Linked DNA regions of Homo sapiens: region 2 is linked to region 1. Evidence: chromatin loops called from intact Hi-C (ENCODE). Cell type or tissue: B cell. All regions are shown on one strand. Each heading gives the region's core, and the rest is flanking DNA. Links, peaks and the distances in the headings are about the cores only. Region 1 overlaps MACROD2 (mono-ADP ribosylhydrolase 2). Region 2 overlaps MACROD2 (mono-ADP ribosylhydrolase 2).

Region 1 (9,802 bases), core at 585-8,584:
GTCAATGAATCAGGTATAAACCTCGTTTTGTAATCATAAAATCTGTGGTCTCAAGTCTGTTTAACGCTCTTAAGGTTTACCTCATAGGACTCACTATTAGTTGTAATTAAAACTGACCAAAAAATCATAATTTAATTGGCGTTAATAGGACAGACTTTGAAGGGTCATATTTTATTTTGGATACATAATGTTTCTTCCTGAAATTATTTATTCTTGTAAATTATTCTGATTTAAAATTTATTAGCCAGTTGTTGAAGAAATTATTTACTTGCCATTTATTTGAATGGTTCAAGTAGTATATGCGTATATTTAAGTATTTATCCTAACATTTTCATGTGATCGGGAAAACTTTTGCTCTAACTTGACATGTTTTAATTGGCGTTTTATGTCACAAGACAGCATTTGTTACAATACCATTATTTGGGGGTTTTCATAAGAAAACCTATTACAGCCTAAATGTTAAAAACTAAGATCATTTAGACACTTCTAGAAGCAAAAATCTTCTGGGTTCCATAAAACAGGGAAATTGGGTTTATCAAGTCCAAGATCATCTGACATTAGTAATGAGATATGGGAGAACTAGAATAATTTATTCTTATAAGCAAACTGCTGAGAAGATAGAAAGACCTGAAAACCTTTCTCAAGCTGTTGCTGTAAGATTGTTCTCCTGCAGTCTGCCTTACGGGTAGTGTGCTCTATCATCCCTCCACCATCGGACTGTTTCTGTCTACTGCTGCCTGCTACATCCACTGCCTCCTCATGGGGCTCCACCTGTTTAGGGAGGAAGGGGCTCTGCATATTAAATGACTGATCCTAGAACCAATGAGGGGCTCTGCATGTTAAATAACTGACCCCAGAAACAATGAGGTGCTCTGCATATTAAATGACTGACCCTGGAACCAATGAGAGGGATGAGGCATTAGACAGACCGATTCTCATTTTCAATGAGTGCAGTCACTTGCAGAGATCTCTCTTTTCATAGATCACAAGGCTGCCTGATATATTTTTTACCAAACATATTTCTGTGGAGAAAAGGCAGCTGGAATTCCTTTACATTTATCCAAAAAAAAGAACATTTGATAAGGGCAAACTTCTGCAAATTGACCGATTTGGCAGAAAGAACAAAGAACATGCTAGAATACTCCTTAGTGAGGGATTCATGTGTCGTTTTATGTCTGTACCATTGTACATACTGGCAATGCATAATTGTCTGTGGCCTACTCTGCCACCAGGAGAGAGGAAACAGATGTTCCTATCTGTCTTTTGATGTGGCTTCTGATACTTACATTGATTTGTCTAAAATAGCATCAGCTACCCTAGAAAATTTTTTTCCTAGTCCTTGAGTTGGTTGGCTAATTGTTTCAGGTGACTATTAATAATGTGGGCCAGGCACGGTGGCTCATGCCTGTAATCCCAGCCCTTTGGGAGGCCGAGGTGGGCAGATCATGAGGTCAGGAGTTCCAGATCAGTCTGGCCAACATAGTGAAACCCTGTTTCTACTAAAAATACAAGAAATTAGCGGGTGTGGTGGTGTGTGCCTGTAATCCCAGCTACTCGGGAGGCCGAGGCAGGAGAATTGCATGAACCTGGGAGACGGAGGTTGCAGTGAGCTGAGATCGCGCCACTGGACTCCAGCCAGGATGACAGTACGAGACTCCATTTGAAAAAGAAGAAGGGAAAAAAAAGGAATGTGATTATCATCTCAAGACGATCCACTGTCAGCGGGTATTGCCCTGTTACAGGGAAAAGACAGAGACCATTGGGAAGTGGACTTACAGAAAAAAAAAATCACACAGTATTTTATTTATTCAAAGTGGAGTAAGACCCCAGTAAGACTTTTTGGAATAGATCTAATGAAAAATTGAGGGTAAATTTAAATTCAACATCAGGAGGTCTTAGCACTCCCTGCTCCATACAGTAATTATAGAACTGTGGTTATAGGTAGGAAGACTAGATAATTAGAGTGTTATCAGTAGTCATGGGAGAAGTGACAGGTTCATTACTAAATAAAAGTAATTTACCCTAAATTGAAAATGACAGCTGATGCCTTCTAAAAGCACAGCTTGATTAGAAAGAAACCATGAGGATATTGGATATATGTAGGAGAAGAAGGAATGGCAATAGATCTGAAATCACAAAATATATGCAGAAAGGAGATGACGGGGGTTAGAGTTCTCCTTTTGCTTAGGCTGGTCCCGAGGGCCCACAATAGGCTATATTCTTATTTATGACATAAGGAGAACAGATATTGGAAGCAACTGTCTCAGACCATCAGTCAAAATGTACAACGCAGACAAGATCACGAAAGGAAAAAATAAGCTAACAGGGGGTATCAGGAAGTAGCATAACTATATTAAAATTGACTGTTATATGCACATTTTACTTAAGAAAATCTTATACAAAATTTCTAGAAGTTATTCTAGAGGGATTTCTACTGGGCTAATTTTTTTTCTCTTCATCTATTTGACCTCATTTTTTATTAAAAGACCTCTGTTGCATTTCTCATGGTCACTGTAAGCCAGAATGTCCCCCTTGTTCCCAGACTCCACAACATGCAGTTTTTCCAGGCTGTCAGCTAGGGTGGAATGCAGGGTGGCATCAAAGCGTGGTGACTGACAGCTTGCCTTTAGCCGGCAAATGATGAAGGCTCAAATCGTAATTCTGCTCCCTGCTAGCTATGGGTGCTTTGGAGAATTGCAGAGACTAGAACAACATTTCTCCACCTAAAAAATAGAATATTCATTATATCTGTATTATTAAGTTGTTAAGAATGTTCTTCAGGATAATTCAGAGCTTTTGCAGTAGAGGTCGACACCATTCCTCATTCTTCGCACCTCCGTCCAACCACTCACCAAAGCCAGTTGGTTCAATCTCTTGAATCTCTTTTCAGTCCATCCTGTTCTCTCCCTCCTCACCTGCTGCCCCTTTATCTCAGGCTTCTGCTATCTCTTGTGGAGTATTTCAATCAATTTCAAGTGGGTCTTTCATGCTATTACATATTCCTACCCCACAAAACAGCCAGGTGAGAGAGAACCCACCCATGGCTCCCAGCTGCCCCCGTAGACATGCCTCACTCCCAGCAAAGGGCACAAAGCCCTTTCTAATGTGACCACGGTCTTCACCTGGCTTCAATCCTTCCCCACTCCATTCGTTGTCTGCTCCAGCCGTACTAAATTACTGTGACTCCCCAAATGTACATGCTTCCTCTCACCTCTGGGGCTTGCTCCCCACCCAGTGAAACATTCCCTCTTTCCTCAACTCATCCTACTTCATTTGCGTGAATATTTCCCACTTAGATCCATCGTGAAGCACCGGCCATCGGCACTCCCGCCCCATAGGCCCCTCGTAAGTCTTTGAAGATGCCAAAGCCTTTCTCACATAAGAGTTCCTGGACGTGCTCTTCACTCCACCTGGAGCGATCATCCCTCTCTCTCCTTTTACCCCATTCATTCCTACTGATTAATTTTGCTTCACAAGTGCCTTAGGCTTATCAGCTCAAATGCCACTTCTACAGGGAAGCCCTCTCCAATACTCTTGTTTGTTAGAAGCCATCTTAGCCACCTACAACCTACATTTCCCTTCGTTAGCACGTATCATGACTGAGGATACTATATTTGCGTAATTATTTGGTTTAAAAATCTCTGAGAGCAGATCCCTCCAAGCACATGCTAAGACAAAGATTCAAGGGCCAGCAGTTGATCTGGGGAGTGATTCCCAGGAAGGGCCAGTAGAGAAGCGGTGAAGTGAGATAGAGAAGGGGAGGAAACAAAAACAGGTGCATGAACAAGTAGATTGTCCTGTGGGCAGCTGAGACTTAGTCCTGCGGGAGGACTCCGGGAAATAGTGTGGATGTGCCTCTGAGGAGTCCCACTCCAGGGGCATGGATGCCAGGGTAGGGGTATTTGTTCGCCCCCTCCTGTCCGTCATTGGTTGAGGGCTGCTTCTGGGATATTAACTCCCCAGCACCTCAGTATTGGCAGGACAAGCATCCTGTTGAGACCAGAAAAAGCCCTCAGGCCGCATATTCAAGAGAAGAAGCCTCTGGTGCATGCAGAAATCAGAGGTAAGTGCCAGGGACGATGGCCAGGGCTTTGACAGCTGTGGCTACAATATCCATCTGTCCCACTGGACTCAGCTCCACAGCTCTTTTCCCCACTAGTTATCTCTAGAGCAGCACTGTTCAACAGAAATATAGCATGAGTTACAAATGCATATGTTGTTTTACATTTTTCAGAAGCCACATTTATAAAAAAGGTGATATTAATTTTAACACTATATTTTACTTAACCCAATAGATCAAAGTAGTATCATTTCAACATACAACCAATATGAAAATCGTTCCTTAGATATTTTACATTTTTTCACACTACATTCAAAATCTGACATATATGTAACATTTATAGCACATCTCAATGTGGACTTGCCTCGTAGTCCGTGGAGTGCCCATAGCCATGTGTGGCTAGTGGCTATCACAGTGGGCAATACAGCTTTAAAGGACAGAGTCTGGGAGAGACTGAGACCTCAAAAAATACTCAGTGACAAAAGTCTCCGCTGGGGCAGTGCCTCCCCTGAGCAAATTTCACTGACTGCCTCCAGGACTGGAATTAGGTGCTTAAGAGCACCTGCTGCCCTCCCTGCTTCCTCCAGCACAATGTTAGCTGTACCTAACTGGGTCTTGTATTCACTCATCTGTCTCCCCAGCATGCTTCTGGAGGGGGTGGGCCCCCAACTTGTTCATTCCTGTGTCTGCAGCACCTGGTGCAATGTCCAGAACAGAGGGAGCTTCCCCAAAGTTTTGCTCAATGATGAATCCATTTTAAGATAAGGTGATTACATTATCATCTTTAGTGAAATTTTAGTGAAAAGGTAAATTCTATACATTGATTTTATGAAAAGTCTATTTTTGTCTACAAATATTAGTATAGCCATGAGGGATTATTCAACTCATGGCTACAGAGATTCAGAATTTGGACAATGAACAATGCAGTAATAAAGTGGGCGTTCATAGCCACATGTAATTAACAAAAATAAATCGCAGCATACTTTCTACTTTTACCTGTTAATACTCTAGAGCCTAGACCAATTGTATTAGTCTGTTTTCACGCTGCTGATAAAAACATACCCGAAACTGGGAACAAAAAAAGGTTTAATTTGACTTACAGTTTCACATGGCTGGGGAGGCCTCAGACTCATGGCGGGAAGTGAAAGACTCTTCTTCCATGGCGGTGGCAAGAGAAAATGAGGAAGAAGCAAAAGCAGAAACCCCTGATAAACCCATCAGATCTCATGAGACTTATTCACTATCATGAGAATAGCACAAGAAAGACCGGCCCCCATGATTCAATTACCTCCCTGGGTCCCTCCCACAACACATGGGAATTCTGGGAGATACAATTCAAGTTGAGATTTAGGTGGAGGCACAGCCAAACCATATCACCAATCATTCTCAAAGAGTGTGGCCACACTCATAGCAGCAGCATCACCCAGGAATTGATTGGAATTGCAGTGCTCAGGCCCTGTCCCATCTCCGCTGAACCAGAACCCAGCTATTTGTGTTTTAACAAGCCCTTCAAGGGCCTCTAATGCACAGTGAAGTTTGAGGACCAGTACTCCAGATAGAGTAATTTCCAAGTTACTCCTTTAGAAGGAAAGCAGGAGATCTTAGACAAGAGCTTCCTGTGCCTAAAATTCCACACAAACAAAACATTTGGTTTATCTGCCTAAAGGTGTGTGGTTTCTCTACTTGCAAATTAATTTCATATGAAGTAAAGAGAATATGTTGAGATTTATTCTGGTACAATGTCAAATAGCGATTAGCAAAACATTTGGCTAAACAAAGCCATTATTGGAAATCTGTAATTTTTAAAGAGAGATTAAATACACATAGACCACCCTCTTGTTTTTATACTTGTCAGTCAGCTTTGGGGTGGTTGTTGAGTTTTATCATCTATGGGATCATACTGAGGGCAAGAGCACATTTTTGGAAAAAGTTCATACAAAATCATGGGAAACCCATATATTGCTTTCATCCTGAACTTCAAAATTCCAAATCAACATCTTTAAAGTTTTATTCCTACTACTTGAAATAGCATGTCTCAACACGGAAGAAACAAGTATTTTAAAGGAAGAAAGTGGTAGAAACACAGAATTGGTTTTTGCTTCCCATGATAATATGGGGCTGCCCACAACCTCAGATATATGTGTATTGAATTATACCTTGGAGAGAAAATAAATTAGGCTATTCAGAAAGCAGGAGACTTTCCCTTTGTGAGTTGCCCCAGACAGACACTTGCACTCACACATCTACATCTTCAATCGTTGACTTCCCAAAGAGCCATTTGGACAATGCCAAGTGGAGAACTGAAGCAGTTACTCCTTTCATCCAGCAAAAATACCCAACATTTATTCATATCTACATAGAGGAAACAACTTTTTTTTATTTTTCTCTGGATGATCATCTCTAGCCTCAGTTTCACTTTGTGCAGGCAGACACATCTCATGAAACCTTTCCATTCCTCTCCCTTCTGTCAACTCCTAAAGGGAAAGGCTTTTGTCTTCTGAATAGCCTAATTTATTCTCTCTCCAGCATCTTGAACGTTGTAGGTACTCAACAAACATTAATTGATGACAAAGCTATATAACAGCTTTTGAATTTATTCATGGGATGATTCTTCTATTTAAAGAACATCTTTATATACTTTCCATTCTTCAGCAAAAAAAAAGCAAAGAAAAAAAATGTTTCATCTTGCCAGTTCTGTATTTAACATCTGCACAGAGCACAGTGTGTGCCTGTTTTAAACAAATGTGTAGGCTCACTGGTTATCTAGATTCAGGAATGTAAAGGACAATACAGAGAAATGTAATTTTTAGAAGAAAATTTAAACTTAGGGCTTAATGAAAAAAATGCAGTTGCTGTTTTATCAGAGAGAGTGAGAAAGGGAGAGAACAAGGAAATCCCATTGTAATGCTATTATGCTAACCTCATTTTGGCCATGATTTTCCCAGTTATAGAGTGGACACCAGGTTATGTGCATATCTGAGAACTGGCATAATTTATCATCAATTTGCGAGCACAGAACAACTAGTAGAATAACTGTGTCAGTATAAGTTGATTTCTAACCTCAGTTGTACCATGAAGTCATTGGAAGACTTTGGGAAAGTTACTTAATTCTCATTTGTTAGTTACTTTTAAAAAACAGCCACATGAATATATTTCTTATTATTGTCATTCCTTAATAGTTATTGATTGTGTACAGGATGCTTTGTATCTCTGCAAGGCACTGCAACTTCCCCAGGGAAGCCCACATTAATGAATAGTGTTTATAAAGTACTTGGAAATCCTTGGATTAAAAACTAACGGTATCAAAGTATTTGTATTAACATGCCATATGGGAGAACCGTATGTTATTTATTAAGAGGCTATGTGTGGTATTGAAAATAGCTCTCTGGTGCATCACTTTGTGCTATTTTTATATCAAGATATGCCACGGCAAGTTTTGGTACGCTTGGGTCATACCTTCAATGTTGAAATGCCTCAAAATTCAATCCTTCCACAGGTATTTGTTGAGCTCCTTATTGAGCACTTGACTCTCTGCTTACCATTACACAACACATATGGAAGGCCCAGTGGCACCTACAGTTTCATGCATTTCGTCTCTTTGAACACGTGTTATTAAACTGAAGTCCCCGTTAACAGACACACGGGCTTAAAAAATTACAGGTTCCATTTTTCCTCTTCCTTCTACATGGACAATGCTGTTTTGAGACACAATGATAGAGATAGGGCTGACACGATTGTCTTGTCTGTCCTAATGGTTGAAGACTAACCCATGAAGCTTGCACCCCTTCTGTTAATGGGGCATGGATGCAGCACTATTTGAGTTTATTTTGGGTAGAACTGGCAGCCAGGAGAGCACTGCCCAGCATTTCCCCAAACTGGCTACACATGCTGCACCACCTTCCCAGAAGGCTGTAAGTCATTAGTCTGGAGAACTATATTGTAACGAGTTCCATACAAAATCTGCCCCCGCCTGGGGAGGCAATTCCTTCTCTTAGCTAGTTGCTCTAATAAGGAGACGATGGCAATGGGTGTATTATCACAAGGTCCTGAGATCTTATGTCGGGGCCAGCATCCTTGAAAAATTCTGTTCTAAATGACATGTGGAACCTCATGCTTCATAAGTAACTGAAAGATCCTGGAATAGAAGATAATCTACCTCTTTTTTTCCTGATTCATTTGTGAACTATCCAGACAAGGCCAGGTAAGGCAAGAGCGTATTTCATTAACTGGAGAATATTTATTGAACCCCTACCAGGTACTTAGGAAACATTGTTTCACAAAGCAGACAAAGACCCTTGCCTCCGTGGAGCTTACATTCAAGGAGGGGCAGGAACACATAAACAATGAACATGATACCTACCTAAATTAGAGGATATGATATATTAGAAGATGATGGACAATTGAAGAACCAAAGAGAAAAAGTTGATCAGGATAAGAAGGATGGAGTGTGTGAGGGTGGGGAGATGATGCAATTTTAAATGGAAGGTTCAGTACAGATCTCATTGAAAGGGGACATTTAAGCAGTAACTTGAAGGAGCTGGAGAGAAAGCACTCCAGGTGGAGGGGTCAGGCAATGCAAAGGCCTGGGGAGAGGAGACTCCAATGTGCTGGAGGAACAGCACAGAGGCCAGCATGGCTGCAGCGACTGAACCAGCAGGATACCAGGAGAGAATGAATGAAGACAGAGAAACAACGAGGGTCTCCACCACGCAGGGTCTTGCTGCCATCAGAGCATTCAAGCAGGGGAGTGGTATGAGCTGCCTCACACTTTAAAACAAACCAGCTAGTAGGCTGAGAAGAGGTGTTGAGAACAAGAACTGAAGCAGCAAAACACATCAGGAAGCCATTGCCACCACCCAGGATAGAGGGGATGGAGGATGGCCCCAGCCGGCACTAACCATTAACTAACTATTAATACTTGTGCTCCCCACACTTCACCATTTGATTTTTGGGAACCATTAGTTGAGATCAAAGACACATGAAATGTTTAAACAAATCCACAATTTAATGAAGTTCAAGCAGAAGCTGAGATAGATATCATACTTCATCTGCCTAGAGAACTGAAATACGATTCAAGGAAAAAATAATAATGCTTTGGGGGAAAATGAAATTTCCCTCCTAATCCCTTGACATGTGTTTATGGAGCCCTTAACAGATAAGGCACTGTGCTGGGTGCCAAGGACACCACAGAAAAAAGAGACATCTCTCTGCAGAGGGCTTATGGCTTAGCTCTTGCAGGTGAGCAGAGGTCTCAGGAATCTGCAAGGCAAGAAAGAGAGACTCCAGGATTTGGCATGATCTGGACCTGTGTTTAAGTCTCAGCTCTGCCACGAACTGTGTGACTTCAGGGAAGTGACTTTGATCTCCCACAGCCTTGATTTCTTCATCTGCAAAAATGGAGATAAAGTCGAATACGACGGTATGACGTTCATGGTTATGTGTGTGAGGTGTGTGAGCGTGTAAAGGCCTGGTGCAAAGGAGACATCTGTAGGAAGCGGCAGCTATGACTCCTGCTAGGTGGAGACTATTCACTGCACACCTTTTTATCTGCACTAAAAGATGCACATGAGGCTCTTCATTAAAACAATGAGGCAGCCAACATGGAAACTTTTCTAAGAGTAAGCTATTAAAATAGATCAATCAGCTAATGACACCTCCAGACAAAATTTGTAAAGGTTTGGAACTAACATTCCCTCCCTCCTTTCCTTCCTTCTTTCCTTTCTTCCTAAAGCCATTAAGCAG
Region 2 (9,802 bases), core at 946-8,945, 64 kb before region 1:
ATGCAAACAAGCAACTGATGTTTATGGAGCATTTACTCTATGTCAGGCCCTTTGCTGAGGACTTTATGTAGAATTTCTATGTGGTCATTATAATCAACGGTGGCAGGCAGGATTCTAAGATGATCTTTCAGATTCCTAAGTCATGGTGTACACAGACCTCCCAATTTTCCAAACCATAATACTGTAAAGGGATTTTGAAGACGTAATTAAGGTCTCAAATCTTAAAATAGGGAGATTATCTAGGTGGGCCTAACTTCATCACATGAGTTCTTTAAATTTGGAACAGATGTGGAGGAAGTCAGAGAATCAACACTGAGAAGGAGTTGACATGCCTTTGCTGGCTTGAGGATGGAGGCAGAAATATGGCAAGGAATGCAGGAGGCCTCCAGGAGCTGAGCTGTCCTCCAGCTGTCAACCAGCAAGGAAATGAAGACCCCCATCCTGCAACTGCAAGGAACTGAATTCTACCACCAATGAAAAGGAGTTTAGAAGTGGATTTCTCTCCTGAGCCTCCAGACAAGGGCTCAATTCAGCTGACACCTTGATTTTAGCCTGTAACACCCTGAATAGACAGAACCCAGTCATGCAATGTCAGACTTTAGACTTACAGAACTGTGAGCTAATTAGTAGGTGTGTTTTAAGGCACTAACCCCCAGAGGTCAATGTCTCCATTTTAGAGATGAGCAGACTGAGGCTTACAAAACTTAAGTAACTTGTTCAAGGTCACAGGTAAATGGTAAAGTCAAGTAGGGACACAGGCAGCTGCTTCCATGGAGGGAACTGCGTGGGAGGCTGAAGTTCAAAACAGCCTCCAAGATGCCAATATGATCGCCCCTAGGTGTGCACATCTTGTTCAGTTTTCTCCCCTTCAGGGTGCGTAGAACCTTCAAATATGATGGGGTAGTCACTCTGTTGATTAGGAAAAGAGATTTCCACAGAGGGAATAAAGGTATTGAATCAGTCTGGCTAATTACAAACAGGTGGACTTGACTAATTAGGTGGGCTTTTAGAAGGAACGTAGAGGTGGGAGGTAGAGAAAGTGATAGAGGCACACTCTTGCTGGCGTGGAAGAAAAAGAGCGCTCGTGTCCTGAACTGCTTTGGGGACCATATGGCAAGGAAATGCAGGTGGCCTCTAGAAGATAAAAGCCATCCCTGGTCAACACCTAGCAGGAAAATGGTGACCTCAGTCCTGCAACTGCAAGGGATCAAATTCTGCCAAAAGCTCTAATGGGCTTGGAAGAGGATTCCAAGCCTGAGGTGAGGACTCTAGTGCAACTAACACTTTGATTGCAGCTTTTGAGACTCAAAGCAGAGGACCCAACTAGGTTGGGCCTGGACTTTCAGCCAACTGTGAAACTGTGAGATAATAAAGTGTTGTTGTTTTAAGCCATTAATTCTGCGGTGATTTGTCATGTGGCAGCAGAAAACTGACATGCTGGGAGAAGAGCAGATTGCTCTCTTTTGCCTCACTTGGTGGGAGAGGAGGGACTAGGACCCAGGCACCCCAATTTCTTGTTCTTAATTAATCTGTAGTGATTGCTTCCCTTTGCTGCTCTGTTTATCCCTGAGTTACTCTGAGTACTGGGGAAACTTCACTTATCCTGGTCCTCCAACCTCTCAAAACCTGTCTTTGTACAAATTTGATACTTAAGCTTTGAAATTTAATTCACTTATTAAGCAGCAGCCACTGTTTTATGAAATCATCCCATCCAACCCTGCACTGGTGAGACTGTTGATTTCTCTTTCATGAAGGCTGGGACTTAAGCCCAGCTGTCCATCAGGCTATATTTACCCAGGATAGCCCTCCATCAGTCCTCAGTTAAAGCAGCATTTGCATCACACCAGATCTCTAAATGTTGGTTGTTGGGGAAGCAAATTACATTCATCAGAATCCATTCATTCTCCTCGTATCACTGAACACAGGATAATCTTGGCTGTGTCAGCTGCCCTATGACTGGTGGCTCTGAAAAATGGAGGTTGGCTGCAGATACTCCAAACCTGCTTCGCTGTGTCACCCTCTTCAGGGCCAGTGGATATGATGCTGGAAAAGATTAATGGAACATATGTCATCACATTTATGGGGTAGGAAACCCCCAACTGTGGATTAATAGATATCTTGGTGAAAGACATACATCTTTACTCCTTTATGCCTCGATGGGTGAGCTACAGTTGGCTGCAGTGAAAATACACAGAGAGATTACCTTTAGGAGGTCAGCTTGTAAAGGACTTTTTTCAACCCTGAGGTCAACAAAAATAGATTTTTGATTGTTGACCAAGAGAGCTGTAACATAGGACTTTTAACCTTTAAAAAAATTCTTATTGAAGTATAACATACAGAAAAGAACACAGTTCCTGAGTGCACAGCTTGATGAATTTTCACAAACTGAACACATCCAGGGAGCCAGCATCCAGATCAAAAAACCAGGATCCCAGGCATTTCCCTAGGTCTCTTTGCACCAACCCTCCACCCCAGGGTAATTGTTACATTAACTTCTAACTCCATCGATGATTTTGCCTCTTTCTATAAGGTTTTTGAACTTTATAAAAATGAAATCATCCAGTGTGTCCTCTTTTTTTTCTGGGTTCTGTTATACAACATTATGCTTGTGAGATTTGCCCGTATTATTTTGTATGGTTATAAATTTTTTGTTCTCATTGGTTTTTAATATTCCATTATATGAGTACATCGTAATTTATCCATTCTATCATTTATGGACATTTAAGTAGCTTCCAATTTGGAGATATTGCAAATAGTGCTGCTATGAACATTCTAGTGTGTGTCTTTTGGTGAATATATTTGTAGGTTCTACTAGGTATCTATGTAGGAGTGAAATTGCTAGGTTATAAGACATGTACATATTCAGCTAATTTACTATGTACTGCCAAATAATTTTCCAAAGAGGTTTCCAATTTTTATTCTCAAAAGCAGTCTATGAAAGTTCCTGTCAGTCTATATCTTTGTCTTATATCAAGTATAAGACAATACTTGATATTGTCTTTTCATTTTAAAAAGCTGTTAGTTTTTAATACATCCTAGTTTAGAGGGCATCATTGTTGCTACTGTGAAACGATTAAGCACTCTATATGAAAACTGGGCTGAAGAGCCATTGTACTCAACATAGTATCATTGGATAAGATGTCAGTTGGTGACAATAATGCCTCATGCCCTTTATATAGTGCTTTTGTTTTTCTTTTTTATAGAGTGCTTTGCAAAACCATCTAGGTTTCTCTGTATTTCTGTTCTCAGCTCTTCTGGCAAACTTAAAGGAAAGTCCTCCGAAATATCTTATGTTTTTGGTTCTAGAACTAAGTACCCTTGAAAACTATCTGCCACATACCTACATTTTAGTCAAATCTGTTTGTCTAAACATATACTCTGTGGATATTTACAGAGCTCCTATTATGTGTCAGGACCTATGCTATGCACTGGTGATGCAAAGATGAGTGCCACCTGATTCTTCATGAGGTTCCAGTTTAAGACATAAAGTGAACTGTCAGATTGTTAGTTCTAAAAATATTAATGTTGTTTTTTGTATTATTTTCTATTACATTTTAGACTAGGGAATCATCTGAGTTTATTGACAGCTTGTTCATAAAAGAGCAAATTATTTTAAATATACAAAGTTGCTTTAATTACAAGCGGGGATGGAAACTTTAGGAAGTTAACCAAGAAGATGGGCCGGGACCAACAAAAGTTCATCGAAAAAGAAGTAATTGGAATTTGAGAAGCCTTGACAGATTGCACACCTGTAACAAAGAACATTGTTATTCTTTGTACTTCATTGCTCTTCTCTACATAATATTCACTGAAATGATATTGAAGATTACATCAGCTGGAGTTAAGTCAGATAAGCAGAATCCTTGAATGATATGGGTTAATGGATTTATTGCAGGGATTAGATCTTATACAATTGTGGGAGAAACTGGGAAAGTAACATTCCACAAGGGGATGATTGACTGAATAGAAAAGCTTCTAACCGGGGCCCATGGAATGGAGCTGGTGAAGATGTCTATGGAAGTCCCTTGCCTGTCCATCTGGACAGGGCCAGAAGTATGTCAGCAGGGCAGATGATAAAAGAGGAAGTAGGAAAGCTGCATGCAAAGCGGGAGAGAACAAAGACAAATGAAAGTCACAAGGGAAAACTGGAATCCACAGAGATCCACAGGCCCATATATCTGTCTCTCACTGATTGGAACCCCAAAGCTGTGATGTCCTGCCGAAGGATCCAGTGCTCTTGCTGCAGAACTTCATGTGGGCCCAGCCCAGCTCCAAGAACATGTGGCAGAAGAACCATCAAGAACTGGAGAAGCTGTGGGGCCAGCTGCTACTCCACACCCATGTGATAAGCAACAGCATGCATGATCGCCCAAGCCCTGCACCCACCTTCCTGGCACAAAGTCTCTGACTGCACTTCTGCCCTACAAATCTCATGGAAATTTCTCTGTGGCCAGCCCTAACCCAGAACCATTCAGAGAAATGCAACTTCAGCTTAACTAACTTTTGACATAGACTGTAACAGAGGCATAGAAAGAAAGAAAGAAAAAAACTATAGAGATGAGATAATTCCATCTTTTCTTGAGAAAGATGTAAAAACTAGGGTGAGGAGAGATGATGGCTTGTCCGATGTCACAGAACTAGTGACAGGCCTAGAAACTCAATTCTGTGTGTGTGTCTCTAGGTGATATCACAGAAAAAACAAACAAACAATCTCTGGATGTGAGGTTCATGCACTGTCTTTGTATAGTCCAAGCCACTCAAGAGGTTTGCTTGACCCTAGAAATTTGAGTCCATCCTGGCAACATAGCAAGACTCCATCTCTAATGTATTTAAAACATTAAAAATAAATTCTAAAAAAGAAGACACCTGAGTTTTTGCCTTAATTGATTGCTTGGGCCTTGGGAAAAAAAAAATCACTCGATTCCTGGACTCATGTTTTCTATAAGTGAATGGCATATAGGCTAGGCCCAACAAATTGGAAATGATCACTTTATATCTGATGAATAAATGAATGAATACAATCTCTCAAGAACCACTATTTCACAAAATTATTTTACTGCCTAACATTTAAAAAAAAATGAAACAATGCTCCTGGGCCTCAATAGCGAGGCATTCTTATAGGTTCTCATGAAATTTATCTGGGGCTAGTATGGGGCATATGGGCCCTTTTTCCTTTGTACAAGTCAGATTTCCAATCTCTCAGCCATATAACAATTAGACTTTCTCCTCACCCACTGTGACTTCTTTTTTACTTATTCAGTCTGGGCTTTTCAGTAGGAGTCAAGTACTACATAGCTGGAAAAACAAGAGACTCTGGAAAAACAGTTACAGGGAGAAGCTGGAAGAATATCAGATTTCTAGTTATGTATTTTGATGGTTAGCTCATGAATTTGAAATCAGCATTTAGCAGGATTGACCTGTTTCCCGCTGGTGTGACATTAGCTGGGATGGCTCAAAGGCCTGGAGTTGAAATAATCTAAAGTCTACCTACTTTCAGTGAGGGTAGTTGGATCCATATTGTCTCTCTGCTTCCTCATGGCATGGTGGTTGGGTACAAGAGCGAGGCTCCCAAGAAGACCAGGCAGAAACTGTATCACCTCATGGATTACAAAGTTATACAGCATCATTTCTATCATAGTCATAGGCTTCCCAGATTCAAGAGGTGGAATTACAGTTGACCCTTGAACAATGTGAGGGTGAGTGGTGACTATCCCCAGTGCAGTCAAAAATCCATGTATAACTTTTGACTCCCCAGGTACTTAACTACTAATAGCCTACTATTGACTAGAAGCCTTACAGATAACATAAAGATTGATTAACACATATTTTGTATGTTATATGTATTATATAGCTGTATTCTTACAATAAAGTAAGTTAGAGAAAGAAAATGTTATTAAGAAAATCATAAGGAAGAGAAAATATATTTACTGTTCATGAGATGGAAGTGGATCATCATAAAGGTCTTCATCCTTATTGTCTTCACATTGAGTGGGCTGAGGAGGAAGAGGAAGGGGGGTAGGTATACTTTCTCAGGGGTGGTAGAGGTGGAGGAAGTGGAAGAGGAAGCAGAAGAGGCAGGCATGATCTGCTTAACTTTTACTGAAAAAAATCCACATATAAGTAGACCTGTGCAGCTCAAACCTGTGTTGCTCAAGGAATAACTGTAGATCCCATTTCCCAATGAGGGGAGTATCATTATTACACTGTAAGAAGAGCTGTGGGATGGAAAGCGCATCGCATGCCATCTTGGAAGACACAGTCTGCCACAAGCACTGATCAGTACCCATGGTGCATTCATAAACACGGAGCTTGTCAACTATATGAGCTCTTGTTCAACAATAACCCCAGAGAATATGTTTGTGCACGCTTATAATAAATACATACACATATACATACATAATAAGTACTTAGTGAATAAGACTAATTCTTGGATTCACCTTGCTTCCAAGACATTTTCCGTGTTATGCCTAAGGGTAAGGGCAGGGAATTGGGCCACTCAATTAATTTAAACTAAAAAGTGTTTCACTGTCACCATCCCCGCGCTTTTTTTTTTTTTTCTGGGAAAATAAGTTGGGCTGCTGAGTTTTGGACTTAAATCATTTCCATGGCAACAGAGCCTAAATGATAAAAGGCAGATTATAGTTCCTTCCAATATTTGAAATGTCTGTATATGGTCTGCATGGCTGAGGCAGGCAGATCACGAGGTCAGGAGATCGAGACCATCCTGGCTAACACGGTGAAACCCTGTCTCTACTAAAAATACAAAAAATTAGCCGGGCATGGTGGCATGTGCCTGTAGTCCCAACTACTCAGGAGACTGAGGCAAGAGAATCACTTGAACCTGGGAGGCGGAGGTGGCAGTGAGCTGAGATCGCGCCACTGCCCTCCAACCTGGGCAGCAGAGCAAGACTCCATCTCAAAAAAACAAACACACACAAAAAAGTACACTTAGCAGAGAATAACATTGCCATTAACCCCCCATACACAAACACACACTCATACACACTCATGCACATATTTATACACACTCACACAAGAAACATGAGTGTTAAATTTCATAATTTATATTAAATGATTTTAAGTATGGGGGAAATGTGTAGGAATGACACTGTTCAGCCTTGTCTTCTCAGATCTGCATTAAGCCAAATTTTCTTGTTTTGATTTTTTGATCGGTTGGTTGACTTTAGAAATATTCTGATCACGTAAAGCCTGGGGGAAAAAAGTCAACAATCGTAGATACAGAAGTGAGAATAATTACGATCTTTGGAAATTCCAAGTAGTTCAATGTGGCTTGAGAGTCGTTTATGTCTGAGGGAGGATAATGAGGCTGCACAGTCTTATTTTTAATTTTAGGATTTTTGATTATGAAGTGTTTCAAATATATATAAAAGTATAGAAAATATAATAATATGAGAGCCATGTACCTATCCCCATAGTTAGCAGCTATTAGCCATTTGCCATGTTTTTCTCAAATCCCCTTTCTTTCTAAAGGAATAAAGTATTAGGTCTTCAGTCAATTCCCTACTTACCTCCTCCTTTACCTCCCCACCCTCCCCAGAACTCATCATTCTCAAAAAGTTATGTGCGATATTCCTGAGGCACTTTAAATTTTTGGAATGTTTTTGAGCAGACAGCGATTCATGAATTGGGCAGCTCCAAATTGCAGGTGATTCTGGGCTCCACTGAAGGGGCATGAAGGGCTTTTGTAGAGTTGACATGAAAACAAGTCAAAGAAAATATATGATCACTCCAAGTGGAGCAATAGCCTTATTTGTATCATTCCAGTGGAAAGACCCTAGTTAGAGATTAGTTGGCAGTGTATGACTGGCTAAGCTTAAATTCCTTTTACTGTTTACACTTTGGTTTGATTATGTAAGAATCCAGGATGCTTAAGCCACCTCAGTCTAACAGCCTCCCAATTAATTATTTAAACAGTACTTATGAATAGATCCCTACACTCTTGTATCTTTACGTTTTGAAAGTGTGCAGAAATGGTATCAGAGAGTATGTATCCTTTTGCAACTTGTTGCTGTCACTCAACATTATGATTTTGTGCTTTAGCCACAGGACATAAACATGCCATACAGAGAGTGGAGATGAGCATTCACTATTGCACAGTTTACATTTATTCAACTAAATTTAGAGTTCACCTGGGGAATGAGTTGACAATGACAGGTTTAGCATTTATAGAAAATGCTAATGATAGGCAGATAGGACTGGACACCAGACACGAAAGTGAACACAAGAAAAAAGAAATGTGGTTGTTTGTACTCTAGTTGTTCCATTTCCCGTTTCCCTTATAATCCATCCTTTGAAGGCAGTTATAAGGGCTGCATGGTCTTTGATGATTACAGGTTAGAAACTGAGTGATTTTCCAAGAGGCAGTCTACCCTAAGTGAGGTCTAGGCTTGGGCAGAGACTAAGGAGCCAAATCTCTGGTCTTCCGTCAGAAAATGTGATTGTTTATAACCCAGCCCCTACTTCTTGCCCCTGTAGATCTCCTTTTCTACTGGGAACTGTCTTACTAGTGAGATCTGCATCACACAGGTTTGGAGAGCAGGGAGGTTAGGTGGGTGACTTCCATGGGGGTTCTTTCTTGTCCTGCCATGTGTACACCCACTTCCATTTCCTACTGCCACGAGAAACACCTCATTTGATGTTCTATGCAACTTGCCAGTGAGTGCTTTTCAATTTTTTTATGTTGTTAAAACAAAATAACTAAAGGGTTATTTATTTCCAGGACACAAAATTAAGTCACTGATTTAATCAGATATATGTGAGCTATTATGTATACTCCGTGTCTCTTCTCCATTTACTATATTACTCTCTGAATGTTTCCAAGAAACTCTTTACATACAGAAGTTCCCTCAAAACAAAAAAGGGACTATGCACACATTTTACTTTTGAGGTGGCATTTACTTATTCAATAATATCTACAAAATTAAATGTTATATCGACCTTGCGTCACTGTCAGCTAGTTACTTTTTATTTCTGTTGCATTTCCAAGTGTGTTAAATTAAAGCAAGTGGCTTCATGCCAACTAAACTGCATGGAAGCTTTTTAGGCCTTGTTCAAATACTAACAGGTTTGATAAATATATTTGTCTAGCAAGAGTAGGACAATGAGCTCTTTGTTTACTGACATACTTTATTGTCATTCTGCTGTATACCTCTCGTGTGGCTGTTTTATAGGACATAAAGTCTAGCTATCCTGTCGGAATCTCAGATCTTATTTATAGCTTGCTGCAAAGTGGCTTATTGTCATTTATTATTTCTTATTTGATTTATATAGCATCTTTCCACCAAAGAGCCCATAGGTTTATTTATATACAGAGTACACACACGCACACACACACACACACATTCTTACACACATCCTTGAACTTCACTCAATGCTATGATGTAGATAGCAGTATAGAACCAAAAATCTGTATGAGGCCTTTCCATTTGTTTTTGTTCTACGGCTATGTCCTGGCAGGGCAATTGCCATATTTTTTTTCACTTTGAGTGTTTTATCTTTTGCCTCTAGGTGGATCGGATCATTTTCTGTGTCTTCTTAGAAGTTGACTTCAAAATCTACAAAAAGAAAATGAATGAGTTTTTCTCCGTAGGTGAGTAAAGCAACTTCTTGTTTTCTTTCAAATTGAGGATGGAAGAAGTGGAGCCGTCACTTCTATTCCTATTGTTTTTCATCTTCAGGACTGTTACACATGGTGATCCTGCCAACTTGTATCATAGTTTCTAAGAACTGAACAAGGTAACAGAAAATCTAGGCTGTGGAACTCTTGCCCCAAGAGGTCACT

Evidence for each region. Peaks named below come from ENCODE experiments on the same cell type or tissue, not always from the same donor. Only the 100,000 strongest peaks of a DNase experiment are listed, where the experiment ranks them.
Region 2: a loop joins it to region 1, with 2.4 times the contacts of the local background. A loop is called at or near these places in 2 of 110 quality-filtered maps.

What each region holds. Positions count from the first base shown.
Region 1 is chr20:15,918,072-15,927,873 of GRCh38, forward strand. The region is part of intron 10 of MACROD2 (mono-ADP ribosylhydrolase 2); the gene reads left to right. The region is part of intron 1 of LOC613266 (a long non-coding RNA gene); the gene reads right to left. Among named protein-coding and RNA genes, the nearest start is that of KIF16B, 650 kb to the right of the region's middle. RefSeq lists an enhancer at 5,189-5,348. In B cell, for the core only: no CTCF peak of the experiment used is centred there; DNase peaks (open chromatin) are centred at 1,220, 4,680 and 5,190; H3K4me3 peaks cover 3,100 bases; H3K27ac peaks cover 5,303 bases.
Region 2 is chr20:15,853,217-15,863,018 of GRCh38, forward strand. MACROD2 (mono-ADP ribosylhydrolase 2) reads left to right here. Exons shown (of 18, transcript NM_001351661.2): 9 at 9,529-9,610. Among named protein-coding and RNA genes, the nearest start is that of KIF16B, 720 kb to the right of the region's middle. In B cell, for the core only: no CTCF peak of the experiment used is centred there; DNase peaks (open chromatin) are centred at 4,235, 4,345 and 6,145; H3K4me3 peaks cover 225 bases; H3K27ac peaks cover 1,479 bases.